Linked DNA regions of Mus musculus: all the other regions are linked to region 1. Evidence: chromatin loops called from intact Hi-C (ENCODE). Cell type or tissue: heart. All regions are shown on one strand.

Region 1 (8,000 bases):
GCCGCAATTAAATTTTGTCCTTTATAGGAGTTGCCTTGGTCATAGTTTCTTTTCACAGCAATGGAAACCCTGAGACACACTTCAAAGAGTTTATTCTTTATTATAAAGTGCAAACTCCTTAGTGTAGCACATGAGCTCTTGATTAATACAGTCCTTTCTACCATTCCCCACCTATCTGAACCTTCTCTGCATCTGTCCAGAAGAGCTGTATTTACTTGGGAGTAGCCTCGAGGGCATGGTAATACTACTAATGCTCACACACCTGCACAGACATTGCTGCCTTTCTCTAGAGTGCCTGTTCCCTCCTTATCTGGCGAGCTCCTGCCTGTCAGTCATCAAACGTGTAGTTTATCTTCACTGGGTAGGCTTTCCTGATCTGGGAATAGACTAATTTTCTAATACTGGCTTGCCTATCTCCTTTATCTAGCAGTCTGTGATTTCTGGGGGCTGGAGGCATCAAGTCTTTCTTGTTTTTACATTATTACCCCTTAGTTGGAGCCCAATAGACTCTAATTAAGTGAATAGATTATTTCATGGTTTAATGAGAACCTGCTTATTTTTCTCAATGGTAGAAAGTGACTGTTTTCTAAGATTCATCTTAACCAACCTAAGCACTTGTTGGGAAGAGCTGGCTGAGAGCTATCTAAAGAGCACTCAGGAGCCTATTTTGTAAGGAAGTTTCTGTAAAAGTGAGACTCTTCCTTGTAATGTGTTCAGTCTAGTAATAACATTTGACAACAATAGGTTATTTACTAGGTTTGGGCACCTAGGTATGCTTAATCTCAATAAACTTAGTCACAAGGGAATGAAGAGGCTCCAGATAACATTTGTATGCATTGCTGATTAAAAAATTCAAAGCATTTGTTATTTATACAAAGGTCTACAGTAGATACTGCATGGGGTATGAACTGAATATGATATGATATTCATTAAGAGAATATAGTGTGCTGAAATAATTACAGGTAACAAATGATGACTGAGTTCAACAGGGAAGAGAGGTCACAGGTACTGGACACTTCCACCATTTTTAGTTTATGAGATGATGTTATTTTACACGAGATTATTGAAGACCTACTAAATTTAAAATACAAAAAATGCACTTATTTCCTAAGTACAAGTATCTCAAGTGTGAAACAGACAATAATTGTATTGGACAGTTCTAAATACCAGTTTGAAACAGATTGTGCAGCAGTTTGGAAAAGACTACTAAAAGACTGAAACTACTTGGAACTCTTCAAGAATATCAGGAAGTAGAATGCAATTAGTCAAACTGGGATTTGATCCTACACTAGAGGAGTGAATACTCATTCTTAGAAAGATCGCCAGAATTTCGGAAATAGGTTATTTATGGGTTTTTTTTTTTTCCTTTTATTTTTTTGGTGAAAATTCAAGATACAGAAACAGTTAAAGAACAGACAAGAAGACATAGAAAAAAAAGAATGCTGGACGTTCAATGCAGCCAATTCCAGACCATAGCTCAATTTCTTCAATGCTAACAAAGTACATAGCCAAGCAAAGGTAATTTAATACTACTTTTCCTTTCCTTTGATCAACTTTACATGAAGGTCATAATAAGGACGTAAATCGAAAGAAATCTAAGTCTGCCTAAGTCAAAACTGCATTAAGATAAGCAGCATTTGAGTAATTTGGAGCTTGGAATCAAACCCAGTATTTTAAGTGTAGTACTCAGGGAATACAGCTCAGGGCTCAGGAAAGTTCGCCAACACCCTTGCTGAGAACAAATTCAATAAGGGAGAACAGAAACCAGGGACACAGATGAACAGGCTCTGACGTGAAAAAGGTAAAGATGAATGGAATAATGTCTGATCCCTGAAAGCTTTCCTTACACTGCACGAAACTGCAGAGTTTAAGCTAAAATGGGATTTCCTAGGGCAGTGCTCCCAGATTTCAACAATAGTAGGCGAGTGCCTGAGGAAGCCCAGGGTTGGTTCTGGAGACGACACATGCGGCAGGCAAAGGCTCCCAGCCCGGACAGGTCTGCTCGTCCGCCCTCAGTCTCCCAAGACCCTGGGACCCGAGTGATTGGGCAGGCTTCACGGGAAGGGCCACGGCGGGCGGGACCGCGGCGGGATTTTCCTCTCCGCTCATTCATTCTCTGATTCATTGGTTCCTGGAGGCGACTCACACGGACGCGCGCTGGAAAGGCAGGGCGCGGAGGACGGCCGCGGCTGGGTGCGGCCCGGCGCCTGAGGGGCGGCCGGTTGGGTGGGGGTGGGGGGTGCGGCTGTCCAGGCCGGGAGGGGCGCGCGCGTGCGCGCGTGCCGGGGAGCAGGAGAGGCGCGCGGCCGCCTGCGCCGGAAGTGAGCGGTGGCCGCGGCGGGGAGCGCGCGGTCAGGCGCAAGTCGGTCCGCCCTTGGGCCGCGCGGCCCTCAGCCCCGCCCAGTGTGCCGGGGCAGGACGCGCGGGCTCTGTGATCCGCGCCGCGGGGCTCTGCGGCCGCCCCGCCCAGTCCCCGCCGACGCCCGCTCTGTGGGTCGGTCAGTCAGTCGCCGAGCGCGCGCCGCGGGAGCTGCGGGCGCTCTCAGCGTTCGGGAGAGGAGCGTCGCCCCTGGAGAGGCGGCGGCGGCGGCGACTGGAGGCGCGAGCAGCTGCTGCCTAGCGCAGGGCTCCGGGAGGGCCGAGGGGCTGCCACGGTGAGTGCTCCGCCACCTGGCCCTCGAGGTCCGGGAAAGGAGAGGTCTGGGTGCCCGGGAGGCGCTGCCGTCTCCATTTGCCCGGCGCCCGGCGTGGCCCTCCGAGCGAGTGCGGACGGCTGCAGCCCGGGGCGCGGTCCTTGCCGGTCAGGCTCTCAGCGTTGGGCTGAGCCCCGCCAGGCGGCCTGCGGTGGGTAGGGGGTCGGCGGGGCCTGGGTTGCACCCCGCGCCCCTCGGGGCTGCACCGTGCAGACAATGAGACCTGGGGCCGCCTGGGGAGGTGCGGCAGGGCTGATACTCCGCACTAGGGCGCCGGTGGCCGGGGACCGCGGGTGGAAAGGGACTGGCTCCCGGTAGCCGCAGAAACCGATGGCTGGGTGCGGGATTGTTCTAGCTTCCATGCCCTGCCTGCTTTCATAGATGAGTTCACTGCAGAGATTTAGAAAGGCGGGGCGCCTTCTGTGTCTTCTAATTAAGCCGGCAAAGTAATTGCTCTAGTGCTTTTTAGCTCCATCTCATCTTTCCGCGTACATTCCCGCCGGAAATCCAAACTGCAATTCAGTGGAGGACGGCAGAAAGAGGGAAGGCTGCCTAATAGTGTTGGTTAGGTTGCCTTCGTTTTAAGACACCTGAAAGATACCCTTTTCCTATTCAGGGGTTGTCTTAGGCTGGCCCCCCTGTGTGAACTGGAAACTACTTGATCCTTATGTATCAGAGTGAAATAGGAGCTTTGGGAAATGGTATGAGTTGCATGTTTCCTGTGTGTTGCATTTCATACATTTTATGGGAAGAACAGTTTGGGTGGACGCTGCCTGCAGCATTTCTCATGGAGAAGTGGAGAGCCGCCCAAGTAGGTAAAGTCCTCCCTAAAGGAACTGTAAAGGTAGCGGGCTAGGGCTGAGGCATCATTCGATTATTAAACGGTGGTATTGTGTTCGTAAGAATATTGAAGTGAGCACACAGTCACAGAAACCTCCTCAGGTATAGTGGGAGACACTTCTACAACACTTGAGTGGTGGAAACAGTGCGTTAGAACAGAGTAAAGTCACATTCCATGCGCTAGAATAGGCTAGCAACGTGATAGTGGACAAGCAAGCCGATAACTATGCAGTAGTTCCCTGCCGGTAAGCAGCAGTACTCCACCTGTTTTCCTTTCTAGCCTGTTGTCAAGAAGATTGAATAAGAAAATGTATGCAAAATTGGTAGCCCCTTGCTTGTCTCTGAGATGCTCAGTACGTGTTAAATTCCTTTTCCTCCTGCTGAGGGCGGAGTGTCTCCTGAGAGGGAGGGTCAGAAGTGAATGTTGGCAACAGTGAGTTGTTGAGGCATGTGTAGCATAAGACAGCAAAGAAAAGGTTGATTCTACATTGAGAGGTCAGTGGGGGGGGGGGGGGGGGATCTGTAAGCTGCCAGTATAAAGTGGAGCCTTTTAAAAGGTTGAATAATACTTCATTTTTAAAACAACGTTTTATTGTTATGTATTAATTATACATAATACTGGGTCTCATCATGATCTTTTCATACATGTGCATCATATATTTGAATTTCAACAGGACGGGCAAGATTTTAACAGTATAGACTGGGAGAAGAAGACATTTCACATGTTAGGTGGTAATTATCCCTTCGCATGAGCCGGACATGGTGGGTGGATCTTTCCTGTAGTCTGCACTGGGGAGGCTGAGGCAGGAAGATTGACGTGAAGTCCAGGTCAGCCTGGATTACACAATGAGAGCCCATCTGAAAAACCATCAAACCACGTAAAAAATAAAATACAAATCAAACCACATAAAAAATAAAAGTAAAATCCAAATTCTCTAAGTAAAATCCTAGAGAGAATTCTCTAAGTAGAATCCTAGAGAGGTGGCAAAATAAGGACACTTTTTAAAACCCTTTGTTGAGTTTGTTCCAGACACCAGTTACAGATAGCTCAGTTGAAGTAAGTACAAAATGTCTACAAAGGTTTGTAAGTGATTGGTTTTTCACCAGACATTTTGTGGTATGGGATTGCTGCTCACTTGTGTTTGATTTTAGTAAAGAGCAATGTGTAGCTGTTTCTTTGTGATGAATATTAGCTCTATTTAGTATTCCACACAGACTCTTGACTCAGGTCTCTCTCACTGAGATTATTAATTTAGTGTCTGGCTGACAGTAGTGGAGAGGTAAGCATCTTTGGATAATGACTTCACAATTTTTAACACTTTGTTTTCTGGCTAGATCTTTTTAACTGTTATCTTTGAGGATAATTGTGTTATTTTTTTGTTTTTTGTTGAGTTTTGGCTCTCTCCAAATAAATAAGTAAATAAATGTTAGTGGACTAGAAACAAGGATAATAGATTCTGCGATACACATTTGCTTATTGACTTTGGCTTGGAAATCATTGAATGTCAATATTGATATTAATCCCAAACTCTTATTTCTTTAGGAAAAGTGATATTAATGGAGTAAGATATGTAACCTCAGGCTAATTATTTTGAATTCTTAGTTTCATTACCTATTAAATAGGAAGTTTGGAGTTACTGGTTTTCATTTGTTATTTCTTACTGACCTTAAGGATTTTAAGGATCTTAGTGTATTAACAAGAGCCTGTATTTGAGAGGGAGGCTGAGATGGGAGGATACTGAGTTTGAGGGTGGCCTACATAATGAGATTTTGCCTCAAAACAAAACAAAGGGAGTAATTTAATTTTGATGAAGGGCTTTTAAGGTTCTACAGACATTTGACCTAAATGTCATAAAAACGTTTGGAGATACAACTCAGTGGGAGAGCAGTTACCAAACACATAAGGGCCTGGGTTTTATACTTAGCACAAAACCAAAGTCTGACTTGTATGCTTGAAGTCAGGAGCATTACATTGAAATCAGAGCATATGAAAAGCTAAGGCAGAAGGGTTAAGGCTAGCTTAGGTTATATATTGAGGTCCTGACTCACAAAAATGTTTTAAAATTATAATAATAAAAAACTGTTACTAAATACTTTGTACTACTTTGAGTGCTTCCTATGTATTGAATTATTTATTCCTTACCATGCCTCTAAGAAGAAGGTCTCATTAATCTAGAAAACAAGCAGAAGTAGTAAATTACTTTCTTAAAGATTGCACAGCTCTATAGTAAACAGCTATTTAAAACTAGGCAGCCTAATTCTTGTATTCTTACCACCTTCCTATGCTACCATGTAGACAACTAACACCTTCTCCCCCCCTTCCTGTTTTAAAGTATGCTAAAGTTTTTATACATCTTAGCCATTTAAAGCATTAATTGTTAACTTTCAATGGCATTAAATATGTTTGTGTTATTGTGTAACTGTTACATTGTCCATTTCCAGAACTTTTTCACAATCCCAAACTGAAGTTCAACCTGTTAAACAGTAACTTCTCATCTACCACTGCAACTTCTAGTAGCCACTTTTTTACTTTGTCTCTTTGCCTTGAACACTATGGGTGCTTTCTGATAGTGTAGTCATTGTTTTATTGTTGTTGTTCTTGGGCTTTTCTTTTTTTAATCCAGACTCTTACCTTGTAGCCCAGGCTGGACTGGAACTCACTGTGTAGATCAGGTTGACTTAGCTAATCACTTTAGCATGTTTATTTAAGTTCTTTTTAACACACTAAAAACTGAATGACCTACAGACTAATAAGGCTTGTGAATTTTAAACACTTGATAGGAAACTTCATAGACTGAAGACTTTTTATTAGTCTTGTGTACTATTTATTTAATTGTCCCAATAGTTGATTACTGTGGCTAGTGCCATAGTATTCAATTAAATAATCAGAACCAAACATTTCAATGAAGGTTGTATTCATCCTGTTTGTCATTGTTAAAAACAACAATGAGCATTCAACAATAAATTCTGATATCTTATAAATATTTTGTAGTTCATTGTGCTTCTTTTATTTCTACTCTTCTTTTTTGTTTGTTCGCTTGTGTTCTGTGACAGGATTTTTCTTTGTAGCCCTGAATCTCTTAGAACTTGCTCTGTAGACCAGGCTGGCCTCAAACTCAGAGATCTTCCTGCCTCTGTCTCTTGAGTCCAGGGATTAAAGGCTGCTACAAGTGTTTCCTAATTTGCCTTGTGTCTTAGTCACTGTTCTAATGCTGTGAAGGGATGCCATGACCAAGCCAACTTGTAAAAGAAGCATTTAATTGGATGCTTGCTAACAGTTCCAGAGGCTTACTACATTATCATCATGATGGGGAGCATGGTGGCATGAAGGCAGACATGGTGCTAGAGAAATAACTTGAGAGAGCTACATCCTGATCCACAGGCAGCAGGCAGAGAAATGCTGGGCCTCGGAAGGGCTTTTGAAACCTCAAACCATCCCCCAGCCCAACAGTGATGAATTTCTTCCAACAAGGCCACACCTTTCTAGCCGAACCCTTCCAAACAGTGTCACTACTAATGACTAAACATTCAAAAATATGAGCCTATGGGAATGTATTCTTATTCAAACCATTATATTCCACTCCTTGGCCTCCATAGGCTTATAGCCATACCATGGTAAAAAAAAAAAAAAAGATGCATTCAGTCCAACTTAAAAAAGTATCACAGGCTCCTCAATACTGTCTAAAACCCAAAGATTAAAGTCTCTTTTGAGACTCATGGCAATCTTTAACTCCTTGTTAAACAAAATCAAAGTGAAGATCACATACTTCTAACAAGCAGTGACACAGAATAACTATTTCCATTCTAAAAAGGAGGAAAGGGAACACAACGAGGAAATACTGGACCTAAGCAACACCAGAAACCAGCAAAGCAAACTCTAAATTCTGCATCTTGTCTGATATCAAAGGGTTCTTTGAATCTCTAACTTCTTTGATGACTGCAGTACTCCTGTCTGTTGGGCTGACTCCATACAGGTGTGTAGCTTTTCTTGGCAGTTATCTCTTCACAGCTTCATGCAATATGTAAGGACATACCTGACACATGCCTGGCCTCAGCAACTTTCCCTGGAAGGAGATTGTACAACCCCTTTCTTGTATCCTTTCTTCTAAAGCCAGAACCACATGGTGAAGCTGCTGAATTCTGCTGCTTGATGGGATTGGAACTCCATTCCCTCTTCAGTAGATTATGCATCAGGTTTCTGTTGGTGATGGTTTCATTCATTACTTAAGTGTTCCTTTAATTCTTTCTCACAAGCTGAAAGCTTAGTTGGGTGGAGTCTTGCTCTGAGGTCTCCATTCCCTTTATTCCATTTAACATCAGGTTTTTCTTTTCATCTTTTTCTCCTTAGCTCTGTTATACTTACTGGCACTGGCGTCCTCCTCAAACTGTACATTTTTTTTTATTTCTCTTTGTCCAGCTTGTTATAGATCTGCACAAGAGTGATTACTAACAACCATATGACACAGT
Region 2 (8,000 bases), 170 kb before region 1:
AGAACGGCTACTCCAACTTGTTTCTTGGGACCATTTGCTTGGAAAATTGTTTTCTAGCTTTTTACTCTGAGGTAGTGTCTGTCTTTGTCAATGAGGTGCATTTCCTTTCTGCAGAAAATGTTGGGTCCTGTTTATATATACAGTCTGTTAGTTTATGTTTTTTTTTTTATTGGAGAATTGAGTCCATTGATGTTAAGAGATATTAAGGAATAGTGATTGTTGTTTCCTGTTATTTTTGTTATTAGAGGTGGAATTATGTTTGTGTAGCTATCTTCTTTTGGGTTTGTTGAAAGATGATTACTTTCTTGCTTTTTCTAGGGTGTAGTTTCCCTCCTTGTGTTGGAGTTTTCCATCTATTATCCTTTGAAGGGATGGATTCATGGAACGATATTGTGTGAATTTCGTTCTATCATGGTATACTTTGTTTTCCCCATCTATGGTAATTGAGAGTTTTGCTGGATATAGTAGCCTGGGCTGGCATTTGTGTTCTCTTAGGGTCTATACAACATCTTCCCAGGATCTTCTAGCTTTCTTAGTCTCTGGTGAGAAGTCTGGTGTAATTTTGATAGGTCTGTCTTTATATGTTACTTGATAGTTTTTCCTTACTGCTTTTAATATTCTTTCTTTGTTTTGTCATTTGGTGTTTTGACTATTATGTGATGGGAGGAATTTCTTTTCTGGTTCAATCTATTTGTAGTTCTGTAGGCTTCTTGTATGTTTGTGGGCATCTCTTTCTTTAGGTTAGGGAAGTTTTCTTCTATAATTTTGTTGAAGATATTTACTGGCCCTTTAAGTTGGAAATCTTCACTCTCTTCTATACTTATTACCCTTAGTTTTGATCTTCTCATTGTGTCCTGAATTTCCTGGATGTTTTAGGATAGGAGCTTTTTGCATTTTGCATTTTCTTTGACTGTTGTGTCAATGTTTTCTATGGTATCTTCTACACCTGAGATTCTCTCTTGTAGCTCTTGTATTCTGTAGGTGACTCTTGCACCTATGACTCCTGATCTCTTTCCTTTCACACACACACTTTCTCTGATATTGAAGATTTCTTTAGGATGAAAAAAATAGTCATAATTTATAGCATCATTCAGCTGACCCATATGACACATAGTAACTCCAGTCATTGGGGTAGGGGAGAATGGTCCTGATAACACCTGATGACTTCATTAAAATGCATAAGTATCTTACTAAAATAATTCCAGATACCTTAAGTCTACATATTCTTGAAAATTAGGAACATATACATAATAATGAAATAAACTACCTTAGTCAATCAACTAATGTATTCAAATTCCAAGCACAGCCTTTGCCAGAATATGTGTGTGTGTGTGTGTGTGTGTGTGTGTGTGTGTGTGTGTAAAGATGACTAGATTCTATATGCTCTTTGAAACATAATAGGAAGTAAACGTGGGCATGGCCACAAAGGGGGTGAAAATGAATTTGCGCATTCTGCATTTACTGTGGCTAGCTAGTATGTCTGTCTCCAGTCTGGATAAATCACACTCATTCTACCAAGTTCAGTGTAAACAGTCATGCCTTCTCCAACCAAACAACACACACATGCGCGCGCGCGCGCGCGCGCGCACACACACACACACACACACACACACACACACACACACACACACCTCATCTCCCTGCTATAACCTCTACCACACTATTTACAGAATCATATGATACCACAAAGACAAAGTACCCACAGATTGGTGCATGGTGCTATTTGTCTAATGCCTCTCCAGCACCATGCAAGGATGAGGATAGAGTCACATCTGTTCTTCACAGCTACATCCCTAAGTCTAGCACTCAGTAAATGCTCAGAAGTTATTGGAATGAAGGTGTAAAAGGCATGAAACTCCCTACAACTCCCACTCTTCCAGCCAATATGTCTGCAATTGTGGACATCCCTGTCTTGGAGTCTGATCAGCGAAGTCTTTACCCTGACTGTATTCTTAAACACCAGACACTAAGAAACCGTGCAAAATATGCCTTCTCGCTAGCTAGGACCTCAGCACCAGATTCCTGGCTGCTCCTCTACCCCGGTGATGTGCTTTAAACCAGTAGGCATCTCGGAGAGCTGCTTCCTTCATAAATCATTTGTCTTATAGCCAAAGCCAGAGTCACATCTAGCCACTCAGCCTCTCCTCCCCTTTCTCCCGCACCCTCTGTGCATCCCTTACATTTTGGAAAATGGGATGTTTCCTCCACTGGACACATATTTAAGACGTGCTTAGCCAATTTGGCTACAGAAAAGGAAAGACACTGAGCTTGGGATTCTGTTAACTAAAAGCACAGGATTTGAAGCCTCACAGAATTAGGGATTGCCTGCTCTGAGAGAGCTACAACCTCAATTCCTTTTATATAAAACAGAGATGAAAATATTTCACTCAATGTGTTGCTCATATTTCACAGAGTATGAATCTCCTCCACCCTTAAGATAGAAATATATTTAATCTTCATTTCACGTTGCTTATAAAGGCTGAATAAATGCTTGTTGGATCAATCAGAGCAGATCATCAAATGTACCTGTGGTCTATTTAGATGAACCCACTTTGCTACACAGAGTAGGTTCCTCCACACTCTTCTTTGGAAATTAGCATTAGTTTCTCCTTATTGAACACTCCTGAAGTTTGAACATATATAGGTATTAACTGCAAAAGTAGCATTGAAAGCTTCCAAGAGTTACAGCTGTCAAGCTGCAAGTTATTAAGAAAAAAAAAAAAAGACTTGTGGCTAGCTACTGGCACACAGAGCAAGCCAAGCAGCATAAAGTGTCTTTGATCTGGATTCTAGCTAGATACTTACTACTCATTTATATTCCTAATTCTCCCCACAGCTCCTTCTTACAGAGGTTTGAATGCTCCCAGGATGGTTGTAGGAAAATCATAAAACAAGTGATCCTGTCTTTCAGCTTTATAGGATTATGCCAGCTACTAGTATTTTAAAGAAGAATTTATTTAAAATGATAGACAATGATGAAGTTACAAAAGTAGTGTATATTATCCAAACACACAGAATCAATGCCTTACACAGAAAATTATGCGAAACCCAGAAAGGAAAGCTAAGGAAAGGCTACACTGATCATCTAATCCCACTGAGTACGCGGTACTAAAAACTTTTGCAAGAACAACTTAAGAGGTTTTATCAAGAATTACATGAAACGATATTGTGAAAATTTTCTTAGAGCAATTACCTAAAAGATCTAAGTGGATAGACTTTGGCCACTTAGCAGGTAGGCTTATCACTCTGAGTTATAAAAGCTGTAGCTAAGATTTATTCTCACTTAATCCTCACTCCAACCCAGGAGATGGAAGCATCATTATCCCCATTTCATGGGTAAGGAAACAAGAGCTCAGAGTGGTTAAGCCGTGTGTCCACAATGTAACTCTAAGCAACCGTCTTTTTTTTTTTTTTTTTTCTTTCATTCTGCTAAATGTGACTCTAAGGCACTGGTTCTCACCCTTCCTAATGCTCTGACCATTTAAAGCATTTCCTCACTTTGTGGTGACTCCCAACCATAAATTTGTTTTGTTGCTACTTCGTAACTGTTGTGTTTCTACTGTCATGAATCCCAATGTAAGAATTTGATATGCAGACTGTCTGATATGGGACCCCCAGGGGGGCATGACCTACTTGCTAAGAACTGCTTCTCCAAAGTCGTCTTTGATCAGGAAGGTGTGGTTCTCAGCACTACGGTGCTGACCTTATACTCATGGAGACCCCACCAGAAGAGGAAGCGAAGCCTGTACAGCCTTGCTCTCATCTGAAAGGAAGTTATCCTGACCAGACAAAGAACTGCATTACTGTCAGCAAGATGGGCGTATCATGAGCCTAGACAACAGGCACTGACAAAAGGTTCATGTATTTGTTGATCTGAAGAAAGCGAATCGGGGCACAGCATCATGAACATGGAGAAGGTATGCTGCCCTCAGACTCCAGCTAGGTCATTTCAACGGGGTAAACTTACATACCTGACATGGTTTTCTAAGAAGATGGTTATTGGTGAAATAGTTGACTATTCCTGAAATTCTGCATTTCTGAAAATCTGATGGTTTCACTGAGGTTGATCTAAAGACAGCCGCCTACCTCCTGGGTGGTACGGCACAGAGGGAGCAAGCATCCTGTGTCTGACTGATTTGCTGTTTTAAAAATCTGGGCTGTTTGGATATTTTCTGGAGACCAGAATGATAATTAACTATGACTGGGGTGGGAGAGCAAGGAAAGGAATGTATTTCACTCTGTGTCCTGTATTGACTGATGTCAACCTTTTCTATTCCTGACCATGCAATCAGTGGGATTGTAAGCAGGGCACCTCTGACCTCTTCAGGAACTAAAATCCTGTCCAAGCCTTGGGAAAACGGCCACGCTTGGGCTTCCTCCCCCTCTGCTGCAAGTTTTACAGGCCTTCGAACGTGTTGCTTAAAGCAGCAACCCCGGGAAATAAAGCTGTTAACTTCAACATTGCTCCCCGCGGCTGCTCATGTTACTGACCCACTGGGAATCTGTTCCTCCTCCCTGCTTTGCTGTGGCTCCCTGTCTCCTGCTCTTTCCCACAAGTTCCCACAGTCACTGGATAAGGAAGGTCAATCTGAATGCATCTGTCCACTTTCCGGAATGTCACGGAAGAGTAACAGCTGTTGACCTGCTATCCTGTTTGTCTCAAAAGCAGCTTGGATGAACTCCAGCTAATATATACAGTCTCTACTTCCTATGAAGGATGTAGGGCCAGGACAGTGTGCTTTCCACACTTGCTTTGAATTTTAGCATAAATGCAGTCTGCTTTTTAACATTGGATCTTATTACTAATAATTAATGGTTATACTTATGCCTACAGTTCGTCAAGCATTTGCGATGCAAGACAAGGTAGAACTGTCTCAAAGATGTAAGACTTAAGTTATCTAGAAAAAGCAGTATTCTTTTCTTCCTAAGTGACCATGCTCAGATATTTTTACACACACACACGTCTTTATCAATTTCCCACAAGTACACAGGATGAAATTAAAATTGTGCACTTTCTTCTAGAGATAGGAAAGAGAGGTACTTGGGAGGGGGAGAGGGAGCTAAATGGTGATGTGAGAGAATAAAGAAGCCTTTGGAAGCTAAGGCAAGTAGATCAAGAATCTGAGTGCCAGGGGCTGGAGAGATGGCTCAGTGGATAAGAGCACTGACTGCTCTTCCAAAGGTCCTGAGTTCAAATCCCAGCAACCACATGGTGGCTCACAACCATCCGTAATGAGATCTGACGCCCTCTTCTGGTGTGTCTGAAGACAGCTGCAGTGTATTTACATATAATAAATAAAGAAATCTTTAAAAATAAATAAATAAAAGAATTTCAGTGCCAGTCTGGGCTACGAACAATCAGTTTGCGGCCAGCCTGAGCTACATGATGAAACCCTATCTCAAAAAGAATGTACAAGAAAGAACAGGGAAAGACCACTAAGAGCAGATGAACATGGGTTTTGTCTAAGAATGCACCTAGAACACCCACAACACCCAGAACACCAGCGGTACATATGGTATCTTCTACATGTTGCCTTGAGAAAAATCCCAGACTATTTTTGTGCTCACAGAATGTAGCTCCTATGGTATCCCAGGCCACTCAGACTTGGAGTGCCTGGCACCAGGCTCATCATTCCACCCAGTCACAGACTCTGGATGGAGACTATGAATATGGGAAAACCTTATCCCCTCGGGGATTGGCTCTGAGTTAATTTCTCCTGCTATTGCTCACAGTGTGACATTTACTCATGTTTGCTGGACCAAATTATAGGGCTCTTCTGGGAAAACTGCAGTTGTTTAGCTGACCTCTCAACAGAACAAATAAGACTAGAAATGTATATAAGTCATATGAACTCGTTCACCCAATAGACTGGTACAGAGAATATCCAAGGGAGATTAAGGGAATTCCCGTGTTCCCCCCAAAATATAAGCCTTGAAGAAACATGGTGGAAGAAAACCCTAACCTACCTGGAGAGGCATGTGTGGGTGGGGTCACCATGATAAAGAGAATAAGCAAAACTGTCCAGACCACCGTCAGGAGGGGAGCTTGCTTTCCAGGCACAATATATACTACCAATAAAAGCCATGCTGCCTGGACTGCTTGTGCACCCACAGAGAGTTCAGTGAGGTGACAAGGAAAAGACACCAAGGAAGGCTTGGGCTGTGGCAGGCTGGTCACCATGAGTCTCCATGCCACACTTACTCTCTGAACTGAGCTCAGGGAAGAAGCCTTGAGGTAAGGCACAGCACACACCTCTGCTTTGCTGGCATGGATTTAGGAGGCATTCGCATAAAAGATCTGGTGTTTAGAACAGGTTGACTAGCCAATGTCAGTTTCATATGATTGCTATCAGTTGCTGTAAGCTGTGTCCAGCCGGAGTGCTGCACGGTCACAGCAGGGGAAGGGGAACACGAGCAATAGGCAGTGGTACTCAGGGGACTCCCAGCTCAGGGCCGCTACCAGCCGTGAAAAGGCTCCTTCTCACCTGTCCCTTAAATCTTGGCATTTTCCATCGTTGAGGTTTGGAAAGGATAATAAATTACTGTCTCCCACTTGCTGACTCAGTTTAAAATCAAGTAATAAAGACTAAGAAAGGCAAAGGAGTCAGGCTGATGGGCAGAGAACTGTCACCGAGGAAATCTACTGAGACCTGCAGCCACAGAAAGCAGCCCAGAATTCAGCACATTTATCCACCAGCCACAGGCATCTCTGGGGAACCACAGGCACTACCTCCAACCATAGAGTCGTTACTCCTAGCTAGTACATAGTATAGAAAAAAAGTTGGTCCCAGAGGTGGGGATGAGATACAAGAGAGTCAGGGGAGATGTGACATCAGGGGAGTGATTGTGTAAGTCAACAGAAAAGGCGAGATTTCAGATGCACAACCAAATGCATCCCAGAGAGGAAAACTGAAAGCCCGAGAAGCAGATGGTCGAGGTGGGCAGGGGGATTGGGGACAAGGAAAAAGAGGAAGGAACCCAGAACATAAGCCAGTTTTTTAATGTCTAGGATCAGAAGCTACAGGTTGACAAACATTGATCGGTCCCTTTTCCAGTTCACCCATATTGTCTCAGAAAACCTGCGTGTGGGAGCTTGTAGTCCCTGCCATTGATGAAAAGACCTAAGCTACAGCCACAAAGGATGCAGGCACACTTCTCTCAGCTCAGAGGTCGTGATCTGGGGGAAGCTGATAGATGCCTTGACTTCTTGCTTTTTGCCATTAAATCACAGTTTTGAAATAAGCTACCCCTAGGCTGTGTGAACTGACAGGAGAAGCATCAGAAACTATACTCCTGTAGCTCAGGAGTTCAAGGTCAGCCTGGGTGGCTTGAGACCTAGTAAAAAGAAGGAAGCAAGCACGGGAAGCAGGCAGGCAGGCAGGCAGACTAGCTCATACATTGTGGTGGGTGATGAGTGATATTCTGTACATTTTTACATTCATCCTTTAGTCTTTGGTGATATGACCAGACATAGCTTCTATCTCTTCTCCCTCCCTCAAAAACTGCATAAATAGAAGCATTTTCATCACAGCAGAGAGTGAGAACATGGCACTTAACTCGGGGGTGCCACCTCAGTCAGACATTCGGCTAACCTCTCAAGCTTGCTACTGTTGCTGTCTCTGATGAGAAATTCAGACTTCCAAAAATAGCATCTGTAAGGTGGCTGAGCAGTGGGAAGTGGCAGACTGAATAATGATTTGCACTGTGTCTTCAGATGTGGTCCCTAAGGACTACTGTGAGGCTGCAGCCCACAGGGACTGGAAAGGCTCTGGCTGGTTGCTGGACTTTGCCCAGATCCTGGAGGTCATAACTGCAAAACAAATGATGTCTGTTATTTTTCAAATCCCTGTTTAGGGAACACTTGTGGAAATGTGTTGGGAGCCGCGCCCACATTCGCCGTTACAAGATGGCGCTGACAGCTGTGTTCTAAGTGGTAAACAAATAATCTGCGCATGTGCCGAGGGTGGTTCTCCACTCCATGTGCTCTGCCTTCCCCGTGA
Region 3 (8,000 bases), 150 kb before region 1:
TCCCAGCAACCTCATGGTGGCTCACAACCATCTGTAATGAGATCTGGTGCCCTCTACTGGCCTTCATAGTTACATGCGGGTGAAGCATTGTATATATAGTAAATAAATTGAAGGAGGAGGAGGAGGAGGAGGAGGAGGAGGAGGAAGGGAAGGCAAGGGAAGGCAAGGGAAGGCAAGGGAAGGCAAGGGAAGGCAAGGGAAGGCAAGGGAAGGCAAGGGAAGGCAAGGGAAGGCAAGGGAAGGGAAGGGAAGGGAAGGGAAGGGAAGGGAAGGGAAGGGAAGGGAAGGGAAGGGAAGGGAAGGGAAGGGAAGGGAAGGGAAGAAAAAAGAGGAAGAAGAGAGGAGGAAATTTAGAGGCAGTTTGACACAATTATCCACTTGGGCTTTTAACCATGTTTACAGAACCAGGCATTAATTCTCTCCTATAAAACAACCCTCAAATCTAAGCAAGAAACAGTTGGTTACCACTTAATAGCCTTGCCACTGTGGCGTTAGTAGGCACATCTTGCCCAGACAGTCGTTTCTAGCCCTTGGTAAATTTTCATTTATTCTGTACTGCACATAACAGTCTATATTTCACAAATGAATATAATTTATAATTATTTTGTAGGTAGGTTTTCGTTTGTTTGTTTGTTTTGTCCATTAGACCTCTATTAAAGGCGAAATTTCTTATGGACAGGAACCATGCCTGATTCGTACATGTCTGCACCTCAACCAAATAGACACTCAACCAAAAATTGGTAAGTATTGAACATTCTCTATTATAATATGATGCTCTACAAGCTGTAATGTATTGCTTCTATAGACTAGCAATTGAGGAAGGTAAGCAGAGTGAAGTGTACTAGACAGAGTATATCCAAAGTTGTCCCTCTAGTTAGATGGATCAGAAATGGAATCCTATTTAATTTGGTTTGATGGTCTGTTACCTGTTGGTCCAACTGGCATATTCACTCCACATGCTGTGCCAATATCTCACAAGGTATAGGTAATCCTGATCCTACTTCTCTGATTCTTAGACAGATGGATATATGAAGCATAATGTTACTTAATCTCTGGAATCATGAAATCTGTTGCCTTAGTCAAACTCTAGTCCTGGATAGCAAAGTGGCCTTTCAGCCAGAGTCACAGTACCAGGACAAGTCAAAATGTAGGTAGAACTCTCCTCACTGGGATCTATTTCTTTGGCAAGCCATTCATTCATCCAAAAATGGTTAACGAGATTAATCATTTAATGAAAGCTGAGAAGATAAAGGTAAATAAAACATCTCAAGTGGTTCAAGGCAGACAAGTGCAAAGTAAGTTTCTCCTTCCAAATTAATCGAAAGAGGATATGTTATATTCTGGTTCATCTAGAATTATCTTCCTAAAACATCTATACACTAGGTACATCAACCTACTTTATAAATGCACCACGGAAGAATTAATGAGACTGTGCAAATATACGTGTACAACCACATTTATTCTTTCATGAGATCCTGAAAGTATACAAAAGAAAATGAACCTCCCACCCACAGACATACAAACCAGACTTCACCATTTAATACAATGACTGTTCCTTTAAGAGATGTCTGGAGTCACTTCCCCACCCAGCCCAATAAGCACAATGGAACATTTTCCTTGAGATTACCTCACTCCCGCTGACCCACACAGGAAATAATTATTTTGGTAGTCTCTCATAAACAGTAAAATATACTTGCTTGAAAAATAAGCTCTTTGACCCTGTAAGTCAGTGGCTTCGTGAGCATACCAAACTAAGTATCCTTCCAAATCCAACAATTTTGTACGTAAATGGTGCCTTATTCTTGAATTGTGGGTTCCCAGATCCAGGCTCCACTTGACAGTTCTGCCAAGATGCCACCACGGACAGTGGTTTCCTTGTATTTCTGCCTAAAGAAGAATGTGGCATCAAAGAAAAATTATATTTCTTTCCTAAGATAGAATTTGGAAATTCAACAGATGTCCTAGCAACAGATTCAAACACAGTAGTCATGGCTGAGAAATCAGCTCTGCTCTTGCATGTATCCATCCTAGGGTGCACCAGAGAAATGCAGCGATGTTTAAAAGAGTGATGGTTTGGAATGAAATTTCTGAGTCTAGTGAAAGATCAAGATGTCCACTCCTAAGCTAACTGAAACCTGCTACCATGTATGTCCCTTTCTTTCACTATAGAATCCCCAAAGACAGCAATGTAGAGGATTCCAAGCAAACTGTCTGTGAGAGGAGTCTGGCTACCTGCAGAAAACAGAAGCATTGGAGCCATAAGGCCATGTTCCCAGTTGAAGGTGACACTAATCTACTGAACACCCAAGTCACTCCCTTGGTATAAAAGCCCATTGGGCAACTGGAGCCAGGGGGCTGTCCCTAAATCTGATGCCTGTCTTTGGATCTCATTTCCCTAACTAAGCTGCCTTGTCTGGCCTCAGTGGGAGTGGATGTGTTTAACTCTGCAGAGACTTGATGTGCCAGGGTTGGGAGATAGCCAGGGGGACCTCCGCCCTCTCAGAGGAGATGGGGAGAGGTATGGGGGAGGGACCTTGTGAAAGAGAACTGGAGGAGGTGAGGACAGTGATCAGAATATTAGATAGATAGATAGATAGATAGATAGATAGATAGATAGATAGATAGATAGATAGATAATGGAAAGGGAGGAAAAGCCTTTCGGGACTACCTGACAAGCACCCAAATTGATTGGAGCTAAAGACAATGGTGTGTTTTCCTACCTCTTTCAACAGTCTGCAACTAAGCAGGTCAGATCAGGACTCAAAATGTCAACTGAAGAATCAGGAACTCAGTTACCTTCCATCAAGTCACCACACTCTTCTCTTTCAGGCCACAAGCCAGAAACTGGAGTATTTCTGCTTATTTCCTATCGACGAATGCTTAGTCACATGACCAATGTAGCTTCATGGTCGTTCCCATTTCCATACTCAGAATTCAATGATAATGAACAAAATGGAAATCAATACCAAGAGACATCCAGGAGTCTACCACACTCCTCAGCTTTCTGATTGTTTCACTTAATGATAGATATGTTATCAGAAGACATAACCTCTTGTCTTACATAACTGTTGTAGTACCCATCCCTCCCAAATTACTCTGCTCATTAGACCTGTGTTAGTTGGATCCACTGACATACTAAGGCATGAAAGATCCTAAAGAATGGAGCCAGGGTTCTTGTGCACAACTGTGTGATAACATCTGGCCAGATGTGTAAGCAAGCTTGCTCTTACCTCTGGAGTCTACCTTGATGACCACAATACCCAACTATTGACCCCATGGTTGTGAGGGTCACCTTGTTTCATTTTGTCTTCCTTTCCCTATACATAATAGGAGAATTATCCAAGGTGACTCCCAGACAACTTCAACATTGGAAAGGAAAGAGAATGTCTCCACACTTCAACTGAAGGTAAACTAGTCCAAGAAAGGACTTACATGTCAACTTGGAACTTCTCTGAGAGCTTCTGGGATGGTACCAAGAAAGAAGCTATGTACAGAGGAGGCTTGGGAGTGACTGGGCCAGTTCCCTTCTTGTGTCCTTTGGAGTTGCTGACTTCTAAAGGCACAGAGAATTCCTGACTGGGACTTCCCTCTGGCTTCCACTCACTGAGGAGGAATGGAAGAAGACTCTCTGGTGAGTGGATTAGAATCCCACCTGGTGTTTACACCAAGCTACAGGATGTGCTTAACATCCTGGCATGAATGGGCCAGTGCTTGGCGGCAATGAACAGCACCTGCTTCGAGTATCTACTTGGCCAAATAAACGAACGATACTCGAATATCAAGTAATTTAAGAACCAAATATATGGATGCTCAATAGCTCAAAGACCTCTGAAAGGCAAAGCAGTAGTGGAAACCACATCGATACAAGTTCTTCCTAAAGGAATGAGAAAAAGACGTAAATTTGTTTCTGTGCTATTAGCAGAAATCATGATATACTGCAACTAAATCATTACTGTTTTGGAAAGAAAAGATACTTGAGGTAAGAAATATTAATAAACAACCTATACTCAACATAGACCTATAAACCACAGAAATGGGAAGATTTAACCAGTCTCACACCTGGTGTTTATGGGTTTTGTTTTTTACAGCACATTTATTGGGGCATATAAATACAGAATATTTATATAAATACAGAATACAGATAATGTATATACATGCCATCGAACCTTAACAATATTTTAATTACAAACCTATTCCAAAGTCCAACCTAGGTCAGGAAACATTAGCACATCCTTTTCCTGTTTCTGCCTTATCCGAAAACTGGAACAAAACTCTTGGAAGGGATCCAGAGTATCAGGAAGAAATTGTTTTAAGTGTTGCTATGCATGAGCCAGGCAGCAGAGCAGCATGAGCTGACCTCCATAGCTGAGGCTCTTCCTATGTAATAATAACGCAAGTCCTAAAAAGACTCTGCTGTGCTCATTTCTGGCAGTGGGCAAGGGAATTTGTACAAATGGCTGACTCTCAGATCGGCTGTCACTCCTTCCTCTACTCCACACAGCCCCGTTAGCACTTACCTCATTCATTACACTGTAATTATTTGTTCACAGGCCTGTCTCCAGGACATGGAAAGGAGTTAAGAACACTAGCTCTGCAGCCAAACTGTCTAGATTTGAATCATAGCTCTGCCGCTAGCTCGTTTCTGTGGCTCTGAGCAAGTCCCTTAACTTGGCCAAGCTTCTGTTTTACCATCGCCAAAGCCCAGTTAATAATAGGTCATTAGAGTGTCAGCTGTGCAAACCTCGTGACAAATGGATGAAAGCCACATCCATCCTTAAAGAACATCTTCAGTAACTATTAGTGTTCTCACTTAGAGTAAAATCACTCATCTGTGTATTCCTGTCCCCAGTGTGCCTGACTCCTGAAGGCAAGAGAAACAGGGTAAGAAAGACAATGTCCTCGGCTGGTCTGCTACAGTGCACTAGTGGGACTTCTCTACTGTGTACACTAAAGAAGAATAACCAGGCATCTGTGGCCCAGCTCCAGCCATCTTCCTCTTAGGCAAGAGATGCCCTCACAGGGTATAACCCAAACCCTACATTCCCAGCTTCATCTTAGTGGGCAGACCCACATTTTTCCTCCCCAAAAGAAAGCAACTATTCTCTGTTTTCCTTCAAGAGCTAGCTTTGGTGCTGTCTCTGGGTCTCACTGGGAAAGATGAATTCCAGGTGGTGCTGGCAGAGTCACAGGTCCCCACACTGAGCTCTTCCCTGCAACCTAAACTGATCAGTCATAAGCAGGATAGTTTGACTTCCATCTGCCCTTCAGTGTGTCGTTTCTCAACATGTCCTGCTCATTGTGCCTCTAAGACTAAACAGAGAGGGATGGGGGAGGAGAGGGGAAAGGGAAGGGGAGGAGGAGGACTAGTTCTGCATCCAGATGGTAGCACACATCTGCAATCCCAGAAGCAAGGGGATTGAGGCAGGAGGACCACAAGTTCAAAGCCAACCTGAACTATGTATCAGGATCCTGGTCTTGGAAAAAGTAAAAAATTCAGATTTCTAATTTTTCCTGAGTTTAATGAAGTGTTGCATATGGGAGAAACTGAAAGGCAGACCTTGGCAGTACTGAAGAATTGAAGAGACCAGGTTTGACCTGTTCTGACCACTTTGGGCAGTATAACCTGGACTCTCTTGAACCTTTTGCCTTCTGTTTGGATTCCATCAATTACATGAGACTCTGTGGGTAGGAGGAGAGAAACCTAAGCATTTGTCAGTCTACCCTTGCCCTGACTGACTAGGTTTGACACTTATGGCAAACCTCTACATAGCTCTCACTCTGACTGTGTGGCCCTCTCTGCAGATCTAGCTCTTGCTGGGTTCTCCCCACTTGTCCCCAATGTCCCCTCAAGTCTAAGAGCAGTAACAGCTTTCCAACATGCCTAGTTTCCTTGGTCCTCCCATACTCATGTTATCTCTATTAACCCTTTCCACACTTCTGAAAGGTGTCCCTTTGTTAAAAATCTCTTTAAGGATGCTGGGCATGGCTGGCTCGTGCCTATACTATTGTTACATGGGCAGGCGGCAGGAGGATCACTGTAAATTCAAAGTCAACCTCATCTATATAATGAGTTCCAAGCCAGCCATGGTTTTATATATATCAGGTCATAGGGAAAAACCAAACACAAAATTTAAGTTAAAATAAAGTATTTTGGGAAAAACTCATTTGACTGCTAAAATCCTAACTGAAATGAGTGGTCAAACACAACAGGAAGTCTAGTGGAGAGGAAAACGTGAGCCCTTCATCGTCTGACGGCAGTGAACATTGTCTCATCCAGAACAGTATAATCCTCCTTTTCATTACACCTTGCTGTAGCAACCTGCAGACAGTGTTGTTCTGCTTAAAGAGAGAGACCCTGATCAAGCCACCCTTATACTCAGTTGCATGTGATGGTTCGGAATCTCTTCTCAAATCAAAACATGATAGGGAGTGGAAAGTCAGAGAGAAGTAGAAGTGACACAATTAACTGTTTATTTTTAGCTCAATGAGGAAGGATTTGCACTTTTGAAGATGTGACATTATGATATAGAGAGCACTCAGATCAACATACAAAGATAAAAGATCTGAAGTCTGCAAGACAGGAGCTTCTGAGAATATCGCCTCTAAGCGAATAGAGATACAAACTCTGTTTCTGTTTTTCTGGCTTTCTATCAAGTTCAGTCTTCCCTTTCATGTTTTAATGTGTTTGACTATCCATATTTCCAAATGTAGGCACAAATTTGTCATAGCGTAAAACTCCATGTGAGAACGAATTCTTGCTAGAAGGGTAGCATTAGTAAAGATTAGCCCATTGAGAAATTTCTAAAGGCAGCAGTCAAATGATAATTATTTCTCTACAAATAGAAAATGGCAAAAAAAAAAAAAAAGCAAAAATGCCCTCACTTCAACATTTGGACTTTCAGAGCCCACAGCGGCCCTGCAGTGTGAACTCCCTGACACAATACAGCACGCTTCCTCCTACCGTTTGTCAGTTGTGCACCCTGTGACCCACAGTCTGAAACACTGTGCCCAGTTCTGTCCTTCTATCTCAATCTGACTTGTCAGCATCAATACTCAGCTGTGACCCACACAGTCCCCTGCACTTGTCAATCATGGTTGTATATAATGAACATTCTCTGTCCTTGGAGCACTGGGCCACTCACTGCTCTGTCCCTTGGTAAACTGCATTTTTCAAACCATTCTATTGTCTCCTTCCAACCCTTTTGACTTAGCTAGGGTTCTTTTTTTTTAATTAGATATTTATTTCACTTACATTTCCAATGCTATCCCAAAAGTCCCCCACCTGCTCCCCCACCCACTCCCCCACCCACCCACTCTCACTTCTTGGCCCTGGCGTTCCCCTGTACTGAGGCAGATAAAGTTTGCATGACCAATGGGCCTCTCTTTCCACTGATGGCCGTCTAGGCCATCTTCGGCTACATATGTAGCTAGAGACACAAGCTCTTGGGGATACTGGGTAGTTCATATTGTTGTTCCACCTATAGGGTTGCAGATCCCTTTAGCTCCTTGGTTACTTTCTCTAGCTCCTCCATTGGGGGCCCTGTGATCCATCCAATAGCTGACTGTGGACATCCACTTCTGTGTTTGCTAGGCCCCGGCATATTCCTACAAGAGACAGCTATATCTGGGTCCTTTCAGCAAAATCTTGCTAGTGTATGCAATGATGTCAGCGTTTGGACGCTGATTATGGGATGGATCCCCCGATATGGCAGTCTCTAGATGGTCCATCCTTTCGTCTCAGCTCCAAACTGTGTCTCTGTAACTCCTTCCATGGGTGTTTTGTTCCCAATTCTAAGAAGGGGCAAAGTGTCCACACTTTGGTCTTCGTTCTTCTTCAGTTTCATGTGTTTAGCAAATATTATCTTATATCTTGGGTATTCTAAGTTTCTGGGCTAATATCCACTTATCAGTGAGTACATATTGTGTGAGTACTTTTGTGATTGGGTGACCTCACTCAGATTGATGCCCTCCAAGTCCATCCATTTGCCTAGGAATTTCAT
Region 4 (8,000 bases), 140 kb before region 1:
TCAAATTATTTTCTTGGATCTATAAACAGAAAAAAATGCTATTCTGTGTATACTAATAAGCGTCCAGCAGTAATCTGCCTGACATTTGGAAAACAAAGAAAATTCCTGATGTCTGTTTTTTTTTTCCACTTTGGCTTTTCCTTCTAAGCTTTCAGTGTGCAAGAATAACCCTCCTCTGCCAGGTGTTAGCAATATTAGATCTCCAAAGTACCCATGGAAAAAAAATTGGATTGACACACTAGATAATATCAGGATAACTGGAAGACAGCTTTAGAGAGAATCTGAATGCTGGTTATGATTAACTGGTATATAATTACAAACAAAAAAAGTGTCTCTTGTTATTAGCAATTAAGCCAGGCCAGAAAACTAAAATATCTAAAAGGAGCCTTGGTGTATGTCCCCCTTCCAATAGAAAGTATGCACCTTGAGTATAAAACATTAGTTATTATAGGAAAATAAAACAGAATAATAGAAATATGAAATACAGCTTTATAGGCATCCAAAAATGCAGCAAAACCTTTGATTTTCTTACCACTCTCAGCAAAAATATTTTATTTTGAGATTTGTATCTGTATTGTTTCTTTTGGTAAAATTGGAATTTACGTACTTATAAATTAATATGTAAAATTCTCTTCATCTTTCACAATGTACGTTCCATAAGAACCAGAACCTCGTGATGTCTGCTGGCCACCCTAGCCCAGGGAAAAAACACAGGATCTGAACATATTAGATGCCCAAGGCACTTACTTAGAAGAATTAAAGAAATTCAGTGGGAGGAAAGATGTTTTGACATAACTCTCTTCTCAATGCAAAGATACTGTGAAAATATCTTACTTTTTCTCATCTGTCTCAATTTCTCCTCCTCCTCCATCCTCCATCTTCCTCCTTCCATCCCAGGGCTATGTTGTATTCAACAGAGTTTACCAAGGCATGGTCCCCAACCTTGTGGGACTTACAATCTATTGGGGGAGAAAGATTCAAACCAAGAAATCACCATATAGCAGCATGTGAGGAACGCTATCTTTGTAAGGACAAAGAAGCACTAACCTGCTGCCTCCTGCAGAAATCTGAATTGTGCTTTGGCAGGCAACCATCTAAGGGCAAGAAGAAATAAACCTTTCAGAATTGAAATTTTACTTTTACAATCAGTTCATTGAAGATGAAGCCTGTGCTACATAGCTTTACATCAACTTAACACAAACTGAAATCATTTGAGAGAATGGAACCTCAATTAAGAAAATACCTCCATAAAATCAAGCTATAGGCAAGCCTATAGGGCATTTTTTTTTTTTAATTAGTGATTGATGGGAGAGGGCCCAGACCATTGTGAGTACTGCCATCCCTGGGCTGGTAGAAGAAAGCAGGCTGATCAAGCCTTGTGGACCAAGCCAGTGACCAGCACTCATCCATGGCCTCTGCCTCAGCTCCTGCCTCCAGGCTCCTGTCCTATTTGAGCTCCTGCCTTTACTTCCTACAAAGATGGACTGTGATTTGAAACTACAAACCAAACAAAGCCTTTCCTTCTCAGCTTGCTTTTGGCCATAGTGTCATCGTCACAGCAATAGGAACCCTAGCAAAGACAAAGGCAAAGTAACTTGAGAGCTTTAGCCATCTAAGCACTTTAAGTTCTTTTTTTTTTTTTTTTTTTTTTTTGGCAGTTTCCAAGTAATTTTATTCAGAATTTTGTGTTTGTTTCCTGAATCAATAAATACTATACAAAACAATGTAAAAATGGCTACCATTTTCTCTCCCCTGCTCCCCTCACCGGGGGACAATTCCCTGGACAACCTCACTCAGGGGTTCTCCCTGTAGATTTGGTCCAGCAAATGAGGCCAGCCTTGTTTTTTAGCCCCTTGACTCACTTTTGGAGATTTGGCTGGGGTAGGAAAGCCTTTAGGAATGAGGTGACTAGGTTAGGGAAATGCATTAGTGTTTGGGGGAGAAGGAGACGGCGCCTGGGGCAGAGCCTACCCCAAAGAAAAGGGTGTCTAAAATGTTCACGGTTCCTTCTTTTTGCCTCAAAAAGTGACATTTATTCATAGAGAAAAAAAAACTGAAACAAAAAAAAAAAAAAAAAAAAACCAAAACAAAAACAAGATGTCCATCCCTTGGCTCCCTCCCCTCCCCCCTCCAGCTCTTCCTTAGCCCCACCCCAGGACTGAACCCTGGGCTAGGGCCAGGTCGCAGGACAGCCCCTCAAATGAGGTCAGCAACGTTGAGGGGCATCTCTTCAATGGAGGTGTTGTAGAAAGTCTCAATGTCTCGAAGAGTCCTCTTGTCTTCTTCGGTCACCATGTTAATAGCCACACCCTTACGACCAAACCGACCACCTCGACCGATTCTGTGGATGTAGTTTTCCCTGTTGGTGGGAAGGTCATAGTTGATGACTAAGGAGACCTGCTGCACATCAATGCCTCTGGCCAACAGGTCAGTGGTAATTAATACTCTGCTAGAGCCAGACCGGAACTCCCTCATGATCACATCTCGTTCCTTTTGGTCCATATCTCCGTGCATGGCAGAAACAGTGAAATCTCGGGCATGCATCTTCTCGGTGAGCCAGTCCACCTTCCTTCTGGTGTTGATAAAGATGACTGCCTGGGTGATGGTCAGCGTCTCATACAAGTCACACAATGTGTCAAGCTTCCACTCCTCTCGTTCCACATTGATGTAGAATTGGCGGATACCCTCCAGGGTCAATTCTTCCTTCTTGACAAGAATCCGAATAGGGTCTCTCATAAATTTCTTGGTCACCTCAAGGACATCAGAAGGCATTGTAGCAGACAACAAAACTACCTGTGTGTTGCTGTTGAGCTTCTGGAATATGTCATAGATCTGATCCTTGAACCCTCGGCTTAACATTTCATCTGCTTCATCCAGTACGAATATCTTGATGTATTTGGGGGACAGGTATCTCCGGTTAAGCATGTCAAACACCCGGCCAGGGGTACCCACGATGATATGGGGAGCTTCCATCTGCAGCTTCTGCACCTCAGCACGCACATTGGTGCCCCCAATGCAGGCATGACAAGAGGCACCCATGTAGTCTCCTAATGCCATAACCACCTTTTGTATCTGCTGAGCCAATTCACGTGTGGGTGCCAGAACCAAAGCCTGAGTGGCCTTTAGATCTAATTCAATCTGCTGCAGAATTGATATGGCAAATGTAGCTGTTTTCCCAGTCCCAGACTGGGCTTGAGCAATCACATCATAACCCTTGATACAAGGAAGAATAGCTCGCTGCTGGATGGCAGAGGGCTTCTCAAAACCATAGGCATAAATACCACGGAGGAGGGACTCTGAGAGATTCATGTCATCAAAGCTATCCACAATCTCGTTCCAGTTACTCTCGATGACGCCTTCCGGCTCCATCCCGTCGGGGCCATTGTCTCTGGATCGAGAATCCTGACTCGCAGACATGATCCTTAGAATCTCTCTTTTTTTTTTTTTTTTAAGGTTTACTTATTTTATGTACATGAGTACACTGTAGCTATCTTCAGACACACCAGAAGAGGGCATCAGAGCCCATTACAGATGGTTGTGAGCCACCATGAGGTTGCTGGGAATTGAACTTGGGACTTCTGGAAGTTAGTGCTTTTAACCGCTGAGCCATCTCCCCAACCCCCCATTAAGTTCTTGATTTAAGCATCACTCAGAAGAATCACTACAGAGCCCATTGTGGGCACGCGCACACACATACACATACACAGGGCAAAGAATATCTCCAGTCTCTCGGTTATTATACCTCTAGAGCCTGCAACTATTTCTCATGCACAGAAAGTGCTCAGGAAATATTTCATGAAAGACTCCTTTACAGTATATTTATTTTTCTCTCTTTAAACCCAATTTATCTCATTCTTCCATTCAATTAATAGAAAATTATTTCCATCCCTAAATAATATCATTTGCCTTCTCTTTAAAGTTTTCTTTTCCCCTAGTTTCCCCAAGCAATTGAACTGCCATTCAATAACTGGGAGTGAATTGTGTTCTGTGCATTTGTACCCAGGAAAGAATTTACCCCAGGAGTCTTCCTAAGGTTGTTTCCTCTCCTCTTGTCAGGTAGCCACAAGAAGCAGGTTTATTTGTAGGCTCCCAGAACTGTTTCCCCATGGGGTTTCTCTTGCCTTCTGTATACATGGAATTCAAAGAATTTAGTCTGAAAAAAGTAAGAGTTTCTTTTGGAGAGTAGTTTAAAATTAATGTTTTCAGGGGACTGGCAACAGGTCAGCATTGCTTCTGTTTCCAAAATTAATTCTTACTCTCTGCTTTCACTTACGAGGGGAAGAGGGAGGCAAAGAGTAAGGTCCTGGTTTAAGGCTTAAAGTGGTCCAGATATTTAAAAATAGAAATATCAGAAGGACCCTGAAAGAGTTCTAGTCCTGAGGCACCCAGAAGTCTCTAAAGTCGGTGGCTGCTAAGTTTGGTGTCTCCATGGGCCATCTGGCAGCCAGAGAGAGATATTTTAAGCCATGGTAAGGCATGTTGGCAACCTCAAAAACCACACCCTTTGAATGTTAACCTTGTCCACCAGCATGAGGCACGTCTGACAGGGGCATGGGGCAGGAAATAAGGGCTATGCTATGAGATTGCCAGTTCCACAGAAATGCTGTTGACTTCTTTAAAAGACATGTGGTTAGGACAAGTGCCTTATTCTTTTATTTACTGAGTGTTCTAAAAACTGGAAAAGTCAATCAAATTTGGATGTTTCCAACTGTCCAGATGTGTCCTAGATTTGGCCTGGATGTGAGGGAGAGACTTGGATTGATTTAAATATGGAGTATATTTTTTCACAGTAGAAATAACTTTTCTGAATTATACTATCTTTCACATGACCCTTGAAGGAAACAAAAAATATAGTTTCTGAGGAGGAATTATATTGGTTCTTATAAATATTAGGTAAAGGTAGACATAGGACTAAACAAAAAAGTTTAAAGTTTCTCTTACTAGCTTAAGATTTCATACACATAGGATGAGCTGGGTGTGAATGTTTGTAATCCTGACCCTAGTAGACTGAGGCAGGAGGATGGCTGTGAGTCTGAGGGCCAGCCTGAACAGTATAATGTATTCAAGACTAGCCTAGGCTACAGGGTAAGACCCAATTTGGGGAGTAGAAACCATGAATAAAATGACTACCAAAAGAAGGTATTTTCTTAAGTGTTAGATATCTGTTTTCAGTCGCAGTTACAATTCATAAAATGCTATACTGTTATATCAATTATAACAATGAGCAGGAATGGAATGCCCTAAAGTTTCCTATTTGGGTTTTATTCCATATGAAAATAGGAATTATTCTTTCTTCCTTTCTTTCTTCTTTCTTTTCTCTTTTCTTCTCTCTTTCTTGCTTTCTTTCCTCCTTTCTGTCTTTCTTTCTTTCTTCAAAGGTTGACCATTTATTTGTTCCTCTTAAAGACTTATTTTTGTTTGGACTCTGACTCAGAAGTAGCAGCTCTCTGCAAAGACAGCCTAAATCTCCTGGCAATCTGTTTCTGGCATTTGGCTTTAGCTTCTGTCATTCTCTTGGAGAAAAGTTTAGCACATCCTGCAGCTTCCTCCTCATTTTTCTTAGTGCGCTGTTTCTTTGGAGCAATATGTCAGCATTTGGGCTGCAGGATGAGTGGAGTGACAAGATGCTAAATCTTAGGTGCTTTGGTCCTGGGCATCTCACCTTTTTTGTTTCAGAGCTTTATGACAGTGTATTGGTGGACATCATCTTCTTTAGAGAGACTGAAAAGCTTTCTGATTTTGCTAGCTCACTTGGGCCCTCATGGCTGAGGCACAGTAGTACTCATCAGTTAATACTACTCTTTCCCCCACCCCTTTTTCCCTAATAACTGAATTGAGAAACTCAGATAGGCATCTACAATGCATTTTTGAGCAGACTTGTATGTCTTTGCTCCAGTTCTCCTTGGTCTATAACAAGAATGCCCATTACTTAATAGCAGCCGCACTCTACCATGGGTCAAGACATTTTGCTTCCTGGGTGTCTTAGTTAGGGTTTTACTGCTGTGAACAGATACCATGACCAAGGCAACTCTTGTAAGGGTAACATTTAATTGGGGTTAGCTTACAGGTTCAGAGGTTCAGTTCATTATCATCAAGGTGGGGAGTGTGGTAGCATCTAGACAGGTATGATGCAGGAGGAGCTGACAGTTCTACTTCTTCATCTGAAGGCTGCTAGCAGAAGACTGACTTCCAGGCAGCTAGGGTGATGGTCTTAAGCCCACACCCACAGTGACAACACCCCCTCCAACAAAACCACATCTCCTAATAGTGCCACTCCCTGGGCCAACCATAGACAAACCATCAAGTGGGAAAATCTTGCCTGTGGTTCCCACCCTGATTCAGACTACATAATCCTTCAAGGCTTCACTAAGAGTTCATCATCTACTTTTCACAGAAAGCACCAAATTTGTGTTCATTGTCCATTTCAGTGAGCTTCTGACAGCGGGTAGCTGGAAAGAAGAAGATGTTCGGTTTCATCTTGACATGGTTAACTGCCTAGGAAATGCTCATCCCAACTCCATCCCCACCCCCAAAAGCTCTTAGATTCTTTAAGTTGAAATATCTCAAGTTTAAGGGAGGAATGCTACCTTATTCGCTCTTGAGTTGAAGGCAGCAGGTAGGAAGTTTCTAAATGACCCAGATTTTAGTGTCAGTTCTGAAACATTCTGTTCACCTGAAAAACAAACCAAAATTCTTTCTACAAAATGGAAAAACTCATATGTCCATGTCTCCAAGGTAAAATTTATTAACCAAAACATCAGTTTTGCACTTCAAATATGTATCATTTTATTTGCTGATTAGAGACCAAATTAATTTCTCTAAGATTTCTAAGATTTTCCGGTGTGTGTTTGTTTGTATACATGTTCTTGTATGTGTGTGTTTACATGCTCTGGTGTATGTTTGTTTGTGTACAAGTTCCTGTATGTGTGTGTTTACATGTTCCTGTATGTGTACATGTGTGTATGTGTACATGTGTGTACAGGTCAGAGATTGGCAGCAGTGTTTTCCTTATTTGCTTCTCTACCTTTTTTAAAATTTATTTATTTAATATCTGTGAATACACTATCAACTGTCTTCAGACATACCAGAAGAGGGCATCGGATCCCGTTACAGATGGTTGTGAGCCACCATGTGGTTGCTGGGAATTGAACTCAGGACCCTCTGGAAGAGTAGACAGTGCTCTTAACCTCTGAGCCATCTCTCCAGCTTCTCTACCTTTTTAGACAGGGTCTTTCACCTAACCTAGAGCTCACTGGTTGGCTAGCATAGGGCTGGGCAGAAGTCTCAGCAATCCTCCTGTCTCTACCCCTAGGACTGGGATTATAGGTTTTCATGCTTGTTCGGTGAGTACTTTACCAACTGAGCCATCTCCAGTAGCTCCAAAGATTCTTCTTCCTACCAATATTCCTCCGGTAGTGTTGTGAATGATAATGTCCCCCATAGACACCTATGGTCCCAGGTGATGGCACTGTTAGAGGAGATTTAAGAGGTATGGACATTTTTGGAGGAAGTAAGTCATTGTGGATAGCTTTGAAAATTTAAGGACTCATGCTTCATGCTTGTAGTTCAAGGTGTGATTCCTGAACTTCCTGTTCCTGCTGCCATGCCTGCTACCAGCTGCTCCCATTCTGCTATCAGGGACTCTGACCCTATACAACTGGAAGCCAGAATAAAGGCTTTCTTCCATGACTGTGACCGTGACAGTGACCATGACCATAACCATGACCATGGTGCTTTATCAAGGTAATTAGAAAGTGACTGATACACCAACTGCAGCTTGAAAACAACTTGGAGAGCACTAGGCCAAATGTCTGCCTGAATACACCACCCAGAAGCTTCACTCCTGCAGCCTTCTAAGGCTCTGGAACCTTGTGAGGCTAGAAAATTCAGCAATTTCATTTTTTGTTTGTTTTTGTTTTCACAAGGCTTAGCAGTAAACCAAATAGAAAGAAGGAAATACCAAAAATACATCTGCTGATGTCTCAAGTATGTGACAATAT

The links. Peaks named below come from ENCODE experiments on the same cell type or tissue, not always from the same donor. Only the 100,000 strongest peaks of a DNase experiment are listed, where the experiment ranks them.
Region 2: it touches region 1 in a loop (2.5-fold over the local background); 4 of 42 quality-filtered maps call a loop at or near these places.
Region 3: it touches region 1 in a loop (8-fold over the local background); 7 of 42 quality-filtered maps call a loop at or near these places.
Region 4: it touches region 1 in a loop (2.0-fold over the local background); 6 of 42 quality-filtered maps call a loop at or near these places.

Annotation. Positions count from the first base shown.
Region 1 is chr1:60,561,219-60,569,218 of GRCm38, reverse strand. It overlaps Raph1 (Ras association (RalGDS/AF-6) and pleckstrin homology domains 1), which reads left to right and starts at 2,454. Exons shown (of 14, transcript NM_001045513.3): 1 at 2,454-2,654. In heart, CTCF peaks have their summits at 2,356 and 3,780; a DNase peak (open chromatin) is centred at 2,388; H3K4me3 peaks cover 2,955 bases; H3K27ac peaks cover 2,538 bases.
Region 2 is chr1:60,731,819-60,739,818 of GRCm38, reverse strand. No RefSeq gene overlaps it. Among named protein-coding and RNA genes, the nearest start is that of Cd28, 11 kb to the left of the region's middle. In heart, CTCF peaks have their summits at 4,471 and 5,291 (motif pointing left); DNase peaks (open chromatin) are centred at 4,578 and 7,738; H3K27ac peaks cover 1,742 bases.
Region 3 is chr1:60,712,397-60,720,396 of GRCm38, reverse strand. No RefSeq gene overlaps it. Among named protein-coding and RNA genes, the nearest start is that of Cd28, 30 kb to the left of the region's middle. In heart, a CTCF peak has its summit at 22 (motif pointing left); DNase peaks (open chromatin) are centred at 1,606, 3,626 and 4,516; H3K27ac peaks cover 323 bases.
Region 4 is chr1:60,699,349-60,707,348 of GRCm38, reverse strand. It overlaps the pseudogene Eif4a-ps4. Among named protein-coding and RNA genes, the nearest start is that of Cd28, 43 kb to the left of the region's middle. In heart, no CTCF peak of the experiment used is centred here; a DNase peak (open chromatin) is centred at 4,488.